3 separate regions of the Homo sapiens genome follow, and regions 2 and 3 are each linked to region 1. The links are chromatin contacts, found by Hi-C or POLR2A ChIA-PET in ENCODE. All regions are on one chromosome and are shown on one strand. Each heading gives the region's core, a stretch centred on a gene start or an enhancer-like site at or near the end of the contact. The rest is flanking DNA. Distances are from core to core; before and after follow the strand shown. Region 1 holds the start of SUN2 (Sad1 and UNC84 domain containing 2). Region 2 holds the start of APOBEC3A (apolipoprotein B mRNA editing enzyme catalytic subunit 3A). Region 3 overlaps LOC105373032 (a long non-coding RNA gene).

The links. Hi-C counts contacts between places; a loop is a spot of excess contacts on that map. ChIA-PET counts read pairs that join two places held with the same protein, here RNA polymerase II (POLR2A). Pooled maps may share reads with other maps.
Region 2: a pooled map shows a loop between it and region 1 (2.4-fold over the local background). The contact joins the promoter of APOBEC3A here to the promoter of SUN2 in region 1. A Hi-C loop is called at or near these places in 1 of 168 maps with a recorded cell type or tissue (CD14-positive monocyte), 2 of 37 single-sample maps with no recorded cell type and 8 of 50 pooled maps. POLR2A ChIA-PET finds 5 or more read pairs at or near these places in 3 of 52 experiments (CD8-positive, alpha-beta memory T cell, activated B cell and naive thymus-derived CD8-positive, alpha-beta T cell).
Region 3: a pooled map shows a loop between it and region 1 (3-fold over the local background). The contact joins the enhancer-like site here to the promoter of SUN2 in region 1. A Hi-C loop is called at or near these places in 5 of 168 maps with a recorded cell type or tissue (PC-9, aorta, posterior cingulate gyrus and 2 more), 1 of 37 single-sample maps with no recorded cell type and 17 of 50 pooled maps. POLR2A ChIA-PET finds 5 or more read pairs at or near these places in 3 of 52 experiments (AG04450, PC-9 and activated B cell).

The regions. Positions count from the first base shown.
Region 1 is chr22:38,753,799-38,757,882 of GRCh38, reverse strand. SUN2 (Sad1 and UNC84 domain containing 2) reads left to right here and starts at 1,885. Exons shown (of 18, transcript NM_015374.3): 1 at 1,885-2,120. RefSeq lists enhancers at 604-743, 3,002-3,071 and silencers at 1,502-2,051, 2,162-2,511.
Region 2 is chr22:38,955,189-38,959,272 of GRCh38, reverse strand. APOBEC3A (apolipoprotein B mRNA editing enzyme catalytic subunit 3A) reads right to left here and starts at 1,664. Exons shown (of 5, transcript NM_145699.4): 1 at 1,553-1,664. The coding sequence starts at 1,581. RefSeq lists an enhancer at 4,072-4,084.
Region 3 is chr22:38,922,478-38,926,561 of GRCh38, reverse strand. It overlaps LOC105373032 (a long non-coding RNA gene), which reads right to left. Exons shown (of 3, transcript XR_938256.2): 3 at 103-2,445. Among named protein-coding and RNA genes, the nearest start is that of APOBEC3A, 33 kb to the left of the region's middle. Within about 2 kb of position 2,026, at least 31 of the 41 ENCODE cell types and tissues checked have a DNase peak (open chromatin) inside an H3K27ac peak, as active enhancers do; they include PC-9 and prostate gland, where a contact is called at or near this core.

The DNA of each region.
Region 1 (4,084 bases), core at 636-3,135:
CCTCAGCCTCTCAAAGTGCTGGGATTACAGGCGTGTGCCACAGTGCCCAGCCCCTATCTTTCTCTTAAAGGGTTACTTGTGTTACACTTAGGGCCCACCCTGATAATCTAGGATAATCTCATTTCAAAATCTTTAGTCACATCTGCAAAGTCTTTGCATGTAGATAACAGTCACAGATTCCAAGCATTAGTACCGAATTCCTGTAGCGACCATTATTCTGCCTGCTCCCAGCCCCCAGAGGATGCAGAGTTTAAGAGGGGCCTGCCTTCAGTCAGCCTGTGGGCATGAGCCTCACATATCCACTCAGCACATCCTGGGAGGGGACCTGGACTCCCCCCCGACCCCAGCAAGGCCAGACCCCCCTGTCTGCCAGGACCCCCGGAGAGGGGGAAGCAGGCTGTGCAATGGAGGAGGTAGGATGTGGCAACTCCATAGAAGTGGTTAGGACAGAATTCTGGAGTTGCGCATCCCAGAGATGAGGAGTCAGAGAGGCCCTTCCCCTACCTGGATGCTGCCCCTACGTCTGATTTGAATTCTCCTTTCATTGCTCCATCCAGCAGACACTCAGACCAGAGCCAGGCTCGGTACCAGGCTCTGGAGAGCTTGTCCATGTCCTCAAAGAGCTTGCAGTCTAAACCTAGGAGTGATAATGGCCAGCACCGTGGTCTCCAGGAGGGTGGAAGAGCAGGAGACTCTTCTCTTTCCAGAGCAGGCAATGGAGGCCCAGGAAAGGGGACTGTTCTTGTCTGGAGTTGGGCTGAAGCCGCTTTAGCATGAGGGTTTTGCCTTTCCTCAATCCTCCGACCCCACAGCCTTCCTGTTCCTGCCTCGGTGATTTTGTCATTCTTGTCTCGTTTCCTCTTGGTACTTTAAAAGTAAAATAACGACTGTTCATCTGCCCTTAGAAGGGCTGGCACAGAAAGAGATTCATCCCAAGCTGTGCACCTGCTCTATCTGTACAGTTGGCGGATGGGGAGCCAAGGAACAGGACCCCCGGAGTCAGGCAGCATTTTACTCAAACGCTGAGCACTCGTTCCAAGTCTGAGTAAGGTAGAAGAATGAGTGGCCAGCCCTGCCTTCCCACAGCTCAAGTGCAGCAAGCACCGTCCTTAAAACAGAAGAGCTGGCCGGGCGCGGTGGCTCATACCTGTAATCCTAGTACTTTGGGAAGCCGAGGCGGGAGAATCACTGGAGCTCAGGAGTTCGTGACCAGCCTAGGCAAACATAGTGAGATCTCGTCTCTATTTAAATAAAATAGAAAATCTGTTTAAAACAAACAAAAAATAGAAGAGCTGTCGTGAAACTTGGGTGCTCTGGGTAAAGCTTGGGAAGAGGCAGGGCCTCCCAGCATGTCTGGAATCCCCAAATTAGCAACCTGTTTCCTTGTCTGAAAAATGGGTGTAGAAATGGCCGGCTAAGAGGACAACGGCACTGGTGCCGGGTGTTGAGCAAGCCCTCGACAGCCTCACCGAGAGTGCACCAAGGGCCACCCGCGCGCTGCCGCTCCCAGGGCTCCCACCCTCCCCTCGGACGCCGGCCTGGTGAACCAGGCTGCAGGCGCGCGTGGGAGCGCTCAGAGCTGTCTCAGGTGTTCTGAGCCGCCAGATCGGGAGTCCAGTGCCCTGCTGAGCCCGAGCCCCAGCACAGGCTCCCGTCGCGTCCTCCCGCAGCCCGGGGTCCCCGCCCGCCCAGCGCCTCCCACGCGCGGACTCCTAGGCTGAGCGCGCAGGGCAGCGGGGCCCACGCGAGGGCGGGGCGAGCCGGGGCTTTGTGTTCAAACCGGCCAATGGGTGGCGGCGGTGGGCGGTGACGGCCGGCGGGGCCTGACCAATGGGCTGCGGCCTGTCAGCGTTGACTGACAGGCGCACACATACAGAGTCGGCCACACGCGCGCCGCCCGGCCCCACTCGCGCAGCGCGGGCCTCCGCCGGCCGCATTGTCCGCCCGCCCGCCTTGTCCCGCGTCGCCGCTCTTCGCGTGCCCGCGCGCCCCGGGCCCGGCCGCTGTGTCGCCCTGAGCGGAGCGCCGCCCGCGGGATCCCCACGCGGAAAGGGGGCGCGCCCCGGCGGCGGCCTGGCCTCGGACGCCCCCGGCCGGGCTAGAAGCCGCCGCGGCAGCAGGTGAGTGCGGGCGAGCTCAGGAGAGGGTTGGGGGGCCGCGGCCCGGCCTGACCCCGGGTCACCGTCGGGCCACTCGGGCGGGGCCGCGCCGCCAGGCCTGCTTCCTCCTCTCCGGGACGTGCTGGGCCGGATCCAGCCTCCACCCGGGTCCGCGGCCCGCGCCCTGACTCACCTCCTGGCCCCCGCCCCGCCTGCCGCGCCACTGGTCAGCCGGGAGGGCGGTGTCTGCGGGCGGGACTTCCCGGGCAGCCTCCCGGGAGGAGGAGGGCAAAGGCCGACTGCCCCAACCCGGCCCCGGGCAGCGCCTACGGGTTTTGTGCCAGACAGGCCGTTTCCAGGGACAGGCAGTTCCCAGCCTCTGCCTGTCAGAACTCAGGGCCTCAGAGGAAGGCCCGTTTTGTTCAGTTCTAAAACAAAACAAAACAAAGCAATGGGGGGCGCGGTGTGACTTAGAGAGCCAGGAGGCGCGCCTTTGGTGACAATTTCTGCAGGTTTGGCCTGTGGGAATGAGGGCAGAGGGAGTTAGCACCGGGCGTTTGGCAGGTCCCACAAGGGCGTGTGGCCTGGCTGTGCCCAGGGAGTGGAAATGTCACGAGGAAGATGCCCCAGATCTGGTTTAAGTCTGAAGATGGATGGAGATGTTTGTGATGGGGAAGGGCGGAATTGAGAAAGGAAGTCGCCCAGCTGAGAAGTGGGGAAGGATGCTTTCCGATGAGCGTTTCCTAACTGATTGTTAGGGAGGAGGTGGGGCGGGGGTGGTGTCTATTATGATTCGCAGTAGTAGATTTCAGCTCCCAGAGGCTCACTTCTTGTTTTGGAGAATGGGGCCTCGACCTTTTTCATCTTGTGAAACCCAGACTCAATGGTAAACTGTTTTGTGATGCCAGGATGCCGCAGGAAAGACTGAGAGGCATCTCTGGGAGTTCTGGGAGGGCGGAGGCGGGTGCTGACAGTTTTCAGCACTCCCCGCTCAACCTCCATCAGAATATTTAGTTCTTCCCAGCGGCAGCTTGGGTATGGTATAAACATGTTGCCTTGTTTCTGCCCTGGGCAAAGGTGTCACCTCCTTCAGCAGGACAGAGGCTAAGAGGAGTCCCTGTGTGGGCAGCTGGAGCCTTCAGGTAGGGACCGTACGGGCGGGGCAGGGAGGGGGGAGGGGAGATTACCTTATAAGGACAGGAATAGAGACAAGGACCCAGGCCAACTTCCTGCTTTTCCTACTACCAATCGGTCCCTTTTCCAACACCAGCTAAAAGTAGAGGGGATGCCAGATGGGCGTCTGACCTGGGAAGATGCCAACAAGGCCAGGACATGAGGCTGCTTGTTTTTCAGAGGAGGACTTTCTAGCTGGACTAACCAGACCTTCGGGTTTCTGCAGCCTGGGTTGGGAAGTGGACTTCTATACTCACCACACAACCCAGAGAACTGGTCATTTAAGTATCAACCAGGAATATTAGAAGTGATCAAAAGTCACAAGCAAGTGCTAGGAATTCCCAAGTGACTTTGTTGTACGGGCCAGCAGAGGCACTAACGTTGAGACTCCCCATGTTGGCAGTCGGGGACTTTGAATTCGGGTGTCTAGACCTGAGTGGTTCATTAATCTTCCTCATGTCACAGAATGCTACCTCTTGCCAGATCTTTGCACTTTGGCTTCCTTTGTCCTCATTATCAGTTCCAGAGCCTTGATTTCTGCCCCACATGGTGACCGGAACTGACTGTAATTCATGCTGCCCTCCTCCTCCCTATTTTGTTAGTTTGCTAACAAATATTTGTTGTGTAACAAGTTTGTATACAGCCTTGTTTTGCGCATGTGTGAGGCTAAAAAAGATTCTAGCTGAGGACACACAACTAGAATCTTCAATACATTCCTGAAACAACTGGAAAACTTTATGCCTGAGTAGAAAGACCCAGGCCCTACAGCCTGTCAGAGCTGAGCCCAAACCCTGGCTTTGGCACTTACAGGC
Region 2 (4,084 bases), core at 415-2,914, 200 kb before region 1:
CCCTGGGGTAGAGCTGGGTCTTATTCTGTGGCCTCACCATGCACCCCTGTCCTGGCTCTGCTCACCCACAGCCCCTGCTGGAGATGGACCCTCTGGGGCTTCCTCCTGCCTGCAGGGTTAACTCCTACCACACCGAGCATCGGGACAGGGACACTCCTGAGGGGGATGACTGGGGAGAGGAACCTGCCAGGGACTTCTTTTCGGGTAATTCATAGGATTTTCCACATCCCTTAGGGTGCCCTGAGGTCTCCCAAATGTGCTTCTCAGGCAATTGAGATGGGGCAGCTCAGGACTCCTGGGCTGGAAACACCAGCCCCACCTTGAAGACCTCTCCCAGCCCCTCTCTATGCATCCTGACATAATCAGAATTAGAAAAATCTCTGTTGGGAGGCAGCACAAAAGAAAGAAAGAAAGAAGGAAAGAGAAAGAAGGAAGGAAAGAAAGAAAGAAAGAAGGAAAGAGAAAGAAGGAAGGAAAGAAAGAAAGAAAGAAAGAAAGAAAGAGAAAGAGAGATGGAGGAAGGAAGGAAGGGAGGGAGGGAGGAAGGAAGGAAAAGAAAAAGAAGGAAAGAAAGAAAGAAAAAAGAAAGGAAGGAAAAGAAAGAAAGAAGGAAAGAAGAAAGAAAGAAAAGAAAGAAAAAAGAAAGGAAGGGAGGGAGAAAGGGAGAAAGAGAGGAAGGAAGGAAGAAAGGAAGGAAAGGAAAGAAGAAAGAGAGGAAGGAAGGAGGGAGGAAGGAAGTAAAAGAAAGAAAGAAGGAAAGAATGAAAGAAAAAGAAAGAAAGAAGGAAAGAAAGAAAGAGAAAGGAAGGAAGGGAGGAAGAGAGAAAGGGAAATATTGGAAGAAAGGAAGGAAGCACAGAAGGGAAGGAAGGAGGGAGGGAAGAGAGAGAAAGAAGAAAAAGAAATAAAGAAGGAAAGAGAGAGAGAGAAAGAAAGAAGAAAGAAAGAGAGAGAGAATTGAAGGAAGGAAGGAAGGAAGGAGGAAGGAAGGAAGGAAAGAAGGAAGGAAGGTTCAAAATGTTCCCCACCATTTCGAGTAGACCTGGGCATGAATCTGGGCTCTACCACTCACTTGCTCTGTGTTCTCAAAAAAAGGAAACAAGGCTTCCTCATAGCCAAGCAGTCCTACAAGCAACCCCCTTTTCTTAATATTAGGGAGAACGAGATGACACTGAACATAAAAAGGGCTTAGGCCAAGTCCAGATACATGGAACATTTGCAAGAAATAGTAGATGCTCATTTAAAGACAAGTGAGGAGAATCCCCTCTCTGACCGTCTTCACTGGCTGGGGCACAGCACCATTATCTATTGGGATTTTCAGGCTCCCTGTGCACCTGCCCCGGGAGGTGGAAGGAGACCTGGAATTGGTACCATCGGAGGAGAGACCAGCGCTGGGACCAAAACTGGGAACCTAGAGCAAGAGGCCAGGTCCAGAGAGAGGGTCAGGAGGAAAAGAGAGGCCCCAGGGGTTTGAGGGTGAGAGGTGAGTGCTCATCAGAAAAGCTCAAAGAGGAGGCTGAGGCGCAGAGGTGCTCGGAGGGGCTTCCCATACCTGGGCCCGGATGCTGGGCTGGCTTCCATGTGCTTGTCCCTTCTCGGTTCCTGGTCTGTGTCCTCCCGCTCTTGCGACTTGCTCAAGGCGTGGTGTTAAGATCTTCACCAACATTCTCTTAGGATTCAGGAGCCTTAATATATCATCAGAGCAACCTGGAAGCTGCTGAGTCAGCGATACCCTGCCCCACCCCTTCTCCAGCTCAGGCCGAGTGTGCCACCCTCATTAGCGTCAGAACAAGGAAGTTCTCTGCCATGCCTCTGGGCAAGCTTTGGTTTTGATGTGCCCACTCTGACCACTGAACCACCAGACACTGTGGAGTGACAATGGGGATGTAGAGCTGGCCACACTTTGCTCCCTGTGGGCCACAGGAATCTGGAAGGCAGGAGACCAGGGGGCAGGTGAGAAGACAGGTGTCCACACCCTGGAGAAAGACCCTGAATAACACTCAGCGGTCCAGAGAGCAGGCTCCAGGACAGCCACCCCTGTGTCCTCCCCTGTGGCCAGTGCAGGATGTGCCTGGTCCAGGCTCCCTGGCACCTGCTGCATCCTGTGCTCTCTGTTAGGGTCCTGCATCTTCTTCCCTGGCTGTGAAGATGGGAGACCAGCAGGTCCTGCATCCTCCTATGCATCAGTGTATCTAATAATTGTAAACTAGAGGGAGGAGTGTTTTCATCCCCATTACCCAGAGGAGATGCTAAAGGCTCTGAAAGGTACCTAGAGATCCAGGCCCTCCCAGGAAACAGAGTCCCCAGCAGGGACACACCCCCACCCCCCTGTCAGAAGGGCCACCCTGTGCCCTTTCTCCCACCTCTGGGCCCTGCAGAAATGTGAGGGACACTGTGCTCCTGCCCCAAGTGAGCCCCTGAGTCCTGGCGGCAGGTCTGGCGCCGTCCTTTCCCAGGTCCACCTGCTACACCCAGCACAGCTGCCCCTGGAAGGTGCTGGCCCTGTGGGCCCAGGGGCTGTCCCCTGTCCTGCCTGCTCCCCTGTTCTGGCTCTTACTAGACCCCCCTGTCTTTGGCCAGCAATCCTCCCACCTCAGCACAGTGTCCCTGCCATTTTGGTGGGCGCCACAGACTAGAAGAGGCCCTGTTCTCTGCCGTGAGGACCCCTCCCATTCTGTCTCCAGATGTTGGACTCTTCTAGTCAAGAAGATGTCCCCTGGGGGCAGTCAACTGCCATTTGAGTCTCAGGTGGTTCTGGTGTGAGCTCATCTTGGTGTGTTGTGTGAGTCTGACCAGAGGCCACCCTTCCCAGTTCACACCAGAGGCATGCACAGCTGGACGCCCCGCAGTACCCACAGCCCACCTGGGCCAGAGACCACACTTGTACCAACTTTGGGAGGATCCAACCCTTCCCCAACCCTTCCCGGTGGCTCCTGCTGCCCAGAGTGTGATGGCCTTTCCCCTGGCTCAATAATGCATCAAATGCCCCTGGAGCAAATACACCCCTGGACCCATGGTCAGGACAGCCCCCACATGAGCTTTCTATGGGGAGACCCAGGAGAGCTGCAACAGGGGACAGCGCTTTGTTCAGCATCCCTGGGGCGTCTCCTGCATCTCCTGGCTCTGGGTCCTCAGCCTTGGGTTCCAGGGTCTCCCCAGCTCACCCACCCTGGGCACGTCCTCCTCCCTGCTGCCCCAGCTGGCCCAAGCCCCACTGGATTCATGACTGGCCCATGCCTGCCTCCCCTCTCTGATCCAGACAGGTCCAGATCTTCCAGAATGTCTCCAAATCTGTAAGATCCACTTTATGGCCCATCACAGAAACAGGCACATTGTCTGTTTCTCTTTCTAGTTTTACAAACCAGTCAGGTTAGACTATCAGCACATCTGCACATCTGTGAACCTTCTCATCTGATGACAAAGAAGGCCTCAGACTAAAATGTTTAAAGCAAAGTGGGGCCCAGCTACTGTCCAGAGTTCAATTCTCAGTAACTCACTGTACAAGCCATGCACCCAGGCAGAGCTCCAGAGAGGAGAGAAGACAGGGTGTTGGGGGGTCCCCACTAGCAGAGAGGGAGGCCAGGACCCTCCCTTGCCAAGGGTGGACAGGGGGAGCCACTGGTTGGGCGTCTGCAGCCCAGACATGAGCGGGGAACAGTCTCACTCTAGCCCCTGGACCCAGGAACTTCCATAAGGGCCACAACCTGGAACCTCTGAGTGAGCTCCCCAGGGACTTATGTGCCCTACCCCCTGCCAGTGCCCCCACCGACCACACCCACATCCTTCTGTGCACTAGGGCCTGACTCTCTCCCGGCAGGAATGTCCCAGACACAACTGGCCCCTTCCTGGTCCCCCTGCAGCCAGGGCAAGGCAGGGTCTTCAAGGCATCAGGGGAACCCAGGGGTGGTTAAGAGTGTGCACCTTCCCTAGGCCAACTGTAAGGAAGACGGAAGGAGATTCCACCCTTTCCTGGGGAAGGACAGCCCCTCCCCCATTTCTGTCCCTGGAATGTTGGCTGAACAATCAATGCGATAACTGTGAAAATGTGATAAAATACCAGGTCTTGCTGGAGTTTCCATAGGAT
Region 3 (4,084 bases), core at 777-3,276, 170 kb before region 1:
AGGTTGCAGTGAGCTGAGTTCACACCACTGCACTCCAGCCTGGGTGACCAGAGCGAAAACCTGTTTCAAAAAAAAAAAAAAAGAATTATTATATTGGGAGTATTTTGTTGTTTTTGTTGTTGTTAATTGAAAATCCATACCAATACTGAGAAAATCTCTCATTTTTTGTGTGTTACTGGCAAAGAGAAAATGGAAGAATGGCAACTAGAAGAACAAAACTTGGACACAGATGAGTGTCTATAAACGAGGGCCCTGGGCTTGGGGCTGAGGCTGGGTGCCAGTCAGTGTCAGCTCTCAGGAAGGGAACTGGGCAAAGGGATTTCTGTCCTTTTTGGATTTGTGTACCCACTTGTTTTGGACAGAAGAGGCTGGGTTATGCTACAGGAACAAACCTCCATGATCTCAGTGGCCTAAGTTCATGAAGCCTTTTTCTTGCTTAAGTTAAATATCCATGAAGTGGAGAGGGGCAGTCTATACCCAGTCCTCACTAAGGGACACAGGCTGACACAGACCCCTGTCTGGAACATTGACCACAGGGTCAAGGCAGTGATGACGCACGTTGTTCCCTGGCCGTTAAAGCTTGTACCTGGCAGGGATGTGTCACTTTCACTCCCATTTCATTGGCCAAAGCAAATCACGTGTTCACACCTAACCTCAATGATGCGGGAAAGCCTGACTCCACCATGGGCCCAAAAAGGGAGAAAGGGATGTTTCAGTGTAGCGACAGGATGATGACCAGCACATCATCCTGTCACTGCACTTGGTCAACTTCTTTGTGAAGGTCTGAACCAATAAGTAAGCCAAGGAAAAGGGAAGAGATGTGATCATTGGAAAGAAGCCACATTTGTCATCATTTCTAGGTTATTTTTCTATCCCCTGTCCACTTAAGAGGGCCATGCCTGGCAGAAGTTTGCATCAGTGCCCAGCCCACAGAGGCATGAGTAGGCCTGGGCACGGAGTACACAGTTACCCAGTATGCTCCTTACCTACCTGGCACCTCTTGGCTGACAGAAAAGCAAAAAGCTTCAATAGGTGAGAACCAGGGGAAAGAGACTTAAAACAAAGTATTAATAAATCATATTCACATAGGGCTTCTCGCTTGCAAGTTATAGTTTATGTCTGTTATTTTTTAATTTTCATGGTTATTGTAGTAGATATGTCACACTGTATCTCCAATTCACCAAAATGGATCAATGACTAAAAAGAGGTTCTATAAAATGCAAAGTAATGATGAAAATGGCAGCATAAATCCTCAGAAGGGCACTGTAAACATAATGAGTAAATGGTTCTGCAATATAACTATGGAAATACAAAACTATATATTCAAGGACAAACAAGTTCTTGAGTGGTGATTTTACACATGCAACCATAAATGAAAATTGTGAGTCTAAGTTCAGTGAGGAATACTTGAACATTTCATTTATTGGACAAGCAATCCATTTGCCCCTAGTCCTCGATATATTACTGTTAAAATGAAAATGCTGATATATAGTAGTCTGGAGCCATAAAAAGTGTTTCTCATTATCTTTAGAAAAAGCAACCAATTCCATTTTTCCAGAATAAGCACAAAATAACTTTCTAATGTAAAATTGATTATTCTTCTTATTAAAGGTGCGGAGGAGACTAAAGCTACAGAAACATCATTCTAAATTGCTGTCCTCTTAGCAAATGCACCTAGATATCAGTCGTAAAATTGCCAAGAAGACCGTAAATCAGCTCACAGATCATAATGAAGACTGTGCTTGGAGAGAGATCCAAAGGATATTGACAAAGCTCCTCTATCAGATAACAGAGCACACAAAGCAGAAATGCAATTACTAGTGCACACACATGTTAGCCAATACTTTGCTTTTGAGCAAACCAAACTCCTCATGTGCAAGGCATAAAACAGCCCTTGGTGCATGTGGGGTTCAAATATGAGGGAAAAATGCTGCCTGGCTTGTCGCTTTGTTTTTCGTGCCAAAGTATGATAAGAGGCTTTTCATTTACAGATTATTTACTTTGTGAGTCATGTGCTAGAAATGGCACTTCAGGACCCGTGCCAGAGTTGAAGCCGCTGTGGCTGAGCAGCGAAGAGCTTTGCTCTGTGAATAAAAGAGGTTGTTCCTCATGCTGCTTTATTCACAGAGAAGAGTTAATGGTCAACAAAATGCTTCTGGACCCTGATTCAGGGTTAAAGGAAGTAATAAAAAGAATACAAACTTCGTCTAATTCTGGATGAGCTCAATATTGGCACAGCTTTTCAGCCTGCTGTGAGGAAACACAGGTAGTATGCAGGTCAGTACACTTCCAGTCGGGGATGACAGAAATTCAATTTCAAGTGGATTAAACAATAAATGGAACCAATTAAAGCATTTGTGATGTCAGGGCTCTGGCTCTGGCTCGCTGCAGGTGCCTTGGCTCTGTTCTCTTCCTTGCGTTGCCTTCTTTTCAGACCAGCGTCTCCTGTGGTAGAAAAATTGTTACAGCAGCGCCAAGCCCACAGTACGCCCCACCTATCTGGACCAACAGAGAGTCTCTGTCTCCCACAATTCCCAGGAAGGTCCTGAGGTTAGCATGGATTAGACTGGCTCAGGGCACGTGTCCACTCCTGAGCCAATCACGGTGTGGCTGGGGGTGGAACCCACTTACTGCTCCACCCCTGCCCTGATGGCAGCAAACAGCAAAGCAGCAGCAAAAAGGAGAGAAGGGAGTGAGGGAAGAAAGGAGGAGGGAGCAGAGGAAGGGAAGGAGAGAAAGGAGGGAGGGAAGAAAGGAGGAGGGAGCAGAGGAAGGGAAGGAGAGAAGGGAGGGAGGGAAGAAAGGAGGAGGGAGGAGAGGAAGGGAAGGAGAGAAGGGAGGGAGGGAAGAAAGGAGGAGGGAGGAGAGGAAGGAGGAAGGGAGGGAGAGAGAGGAAGAAAGAAATGAAGATCTCATGGATATGAGAACATAATTAATGTTTCAAACACTCTCTTTAAATTTAAAATCATTGATGAAACTCTACTTTTTTTTGAATTACAATTGATGATCTATGAATGTGCCAAATGCCCATTCAGTGGTCTGTGGTGTGAAACGTTGAGAAAGGATGCCTCGAGATGCTTCTAACACCTAAAAATACCCCTTGCAGGCCAGCTGTGGTGGCTCATGCCTGTAATCCCAGCACTTTGGGAGGCCGAGACAGGCGGATCACTTGAGGTCAGGAATTTGAGACCAGCCTGGCCGACATGGTGAAACCCCGTCTCTACTAAAATACAAAAATTAGCCTTGCATGGTGGTGTGCCCCTGTAGTCCCAGCTACTTGGGAGGCTGAGGCATGAGAATCACTTGAACCTGGGAGGCGGAGGTTGCAGTGAGCCGAGATCACGCCATTGCACTCCAGCCTGGGCAACAAGAGTGAAACTCTGACTCAAAGGGTCATGGACCCTTTGCAGATCCATGTTCTCCTAAGTAGCAAATACTTAGGCAATTATTACAAATGAATTCCCCTAATAAAACTCTCCTCCCACCTCCTCCTCACAGGACATGGAGTCAGTGCATGGCAGGGAGAGAGCTGGGAGCGTCAGGCCAGGCTTTCCACTGCGGTGTCTTTCTGGGTGTCAGCTGCACCACTGTCCTGAACTCTGTGCTGACCGGGCACTAGTCTGGTGTTTGAGACCACAGTGGGGACAGCACCAGCCCCACGTCGTTGGCGCTGTCTACAGGCTGTCCCCACCAAGGCAGCCCCTCTCTCTGCCCGGTCCTCTGTGGCTCTGCTTCTCCTTCAGCTCCTTCATCCTACCCCCTTGTCAGTCTGGTTTCTCTGTTTGTACAAGGATTTGACACCTGTCCCAAAAGGGCACCCTCAGCTCTGGGTCTCCTCACCTTCCAGGTCTGACAGCCAAGGCTAACCTATGATAACCACTGGTTCTCGATTCTAAATCTCCAGAAGAGAGAATCTGATTTGTGCAGCCTGCATCAGGCATCCACTCCTGGACCAACCAGGAAGCCTACGGGGCCCACCAGTGTGGGTAATATGAGAAACATGCTCACCTGTCCAAACCCAAAGGATGAACTTAGAGACATAGAGAATTGCAGAGGTGAGACTTGTGTTGTTGTTGTTGTTTTG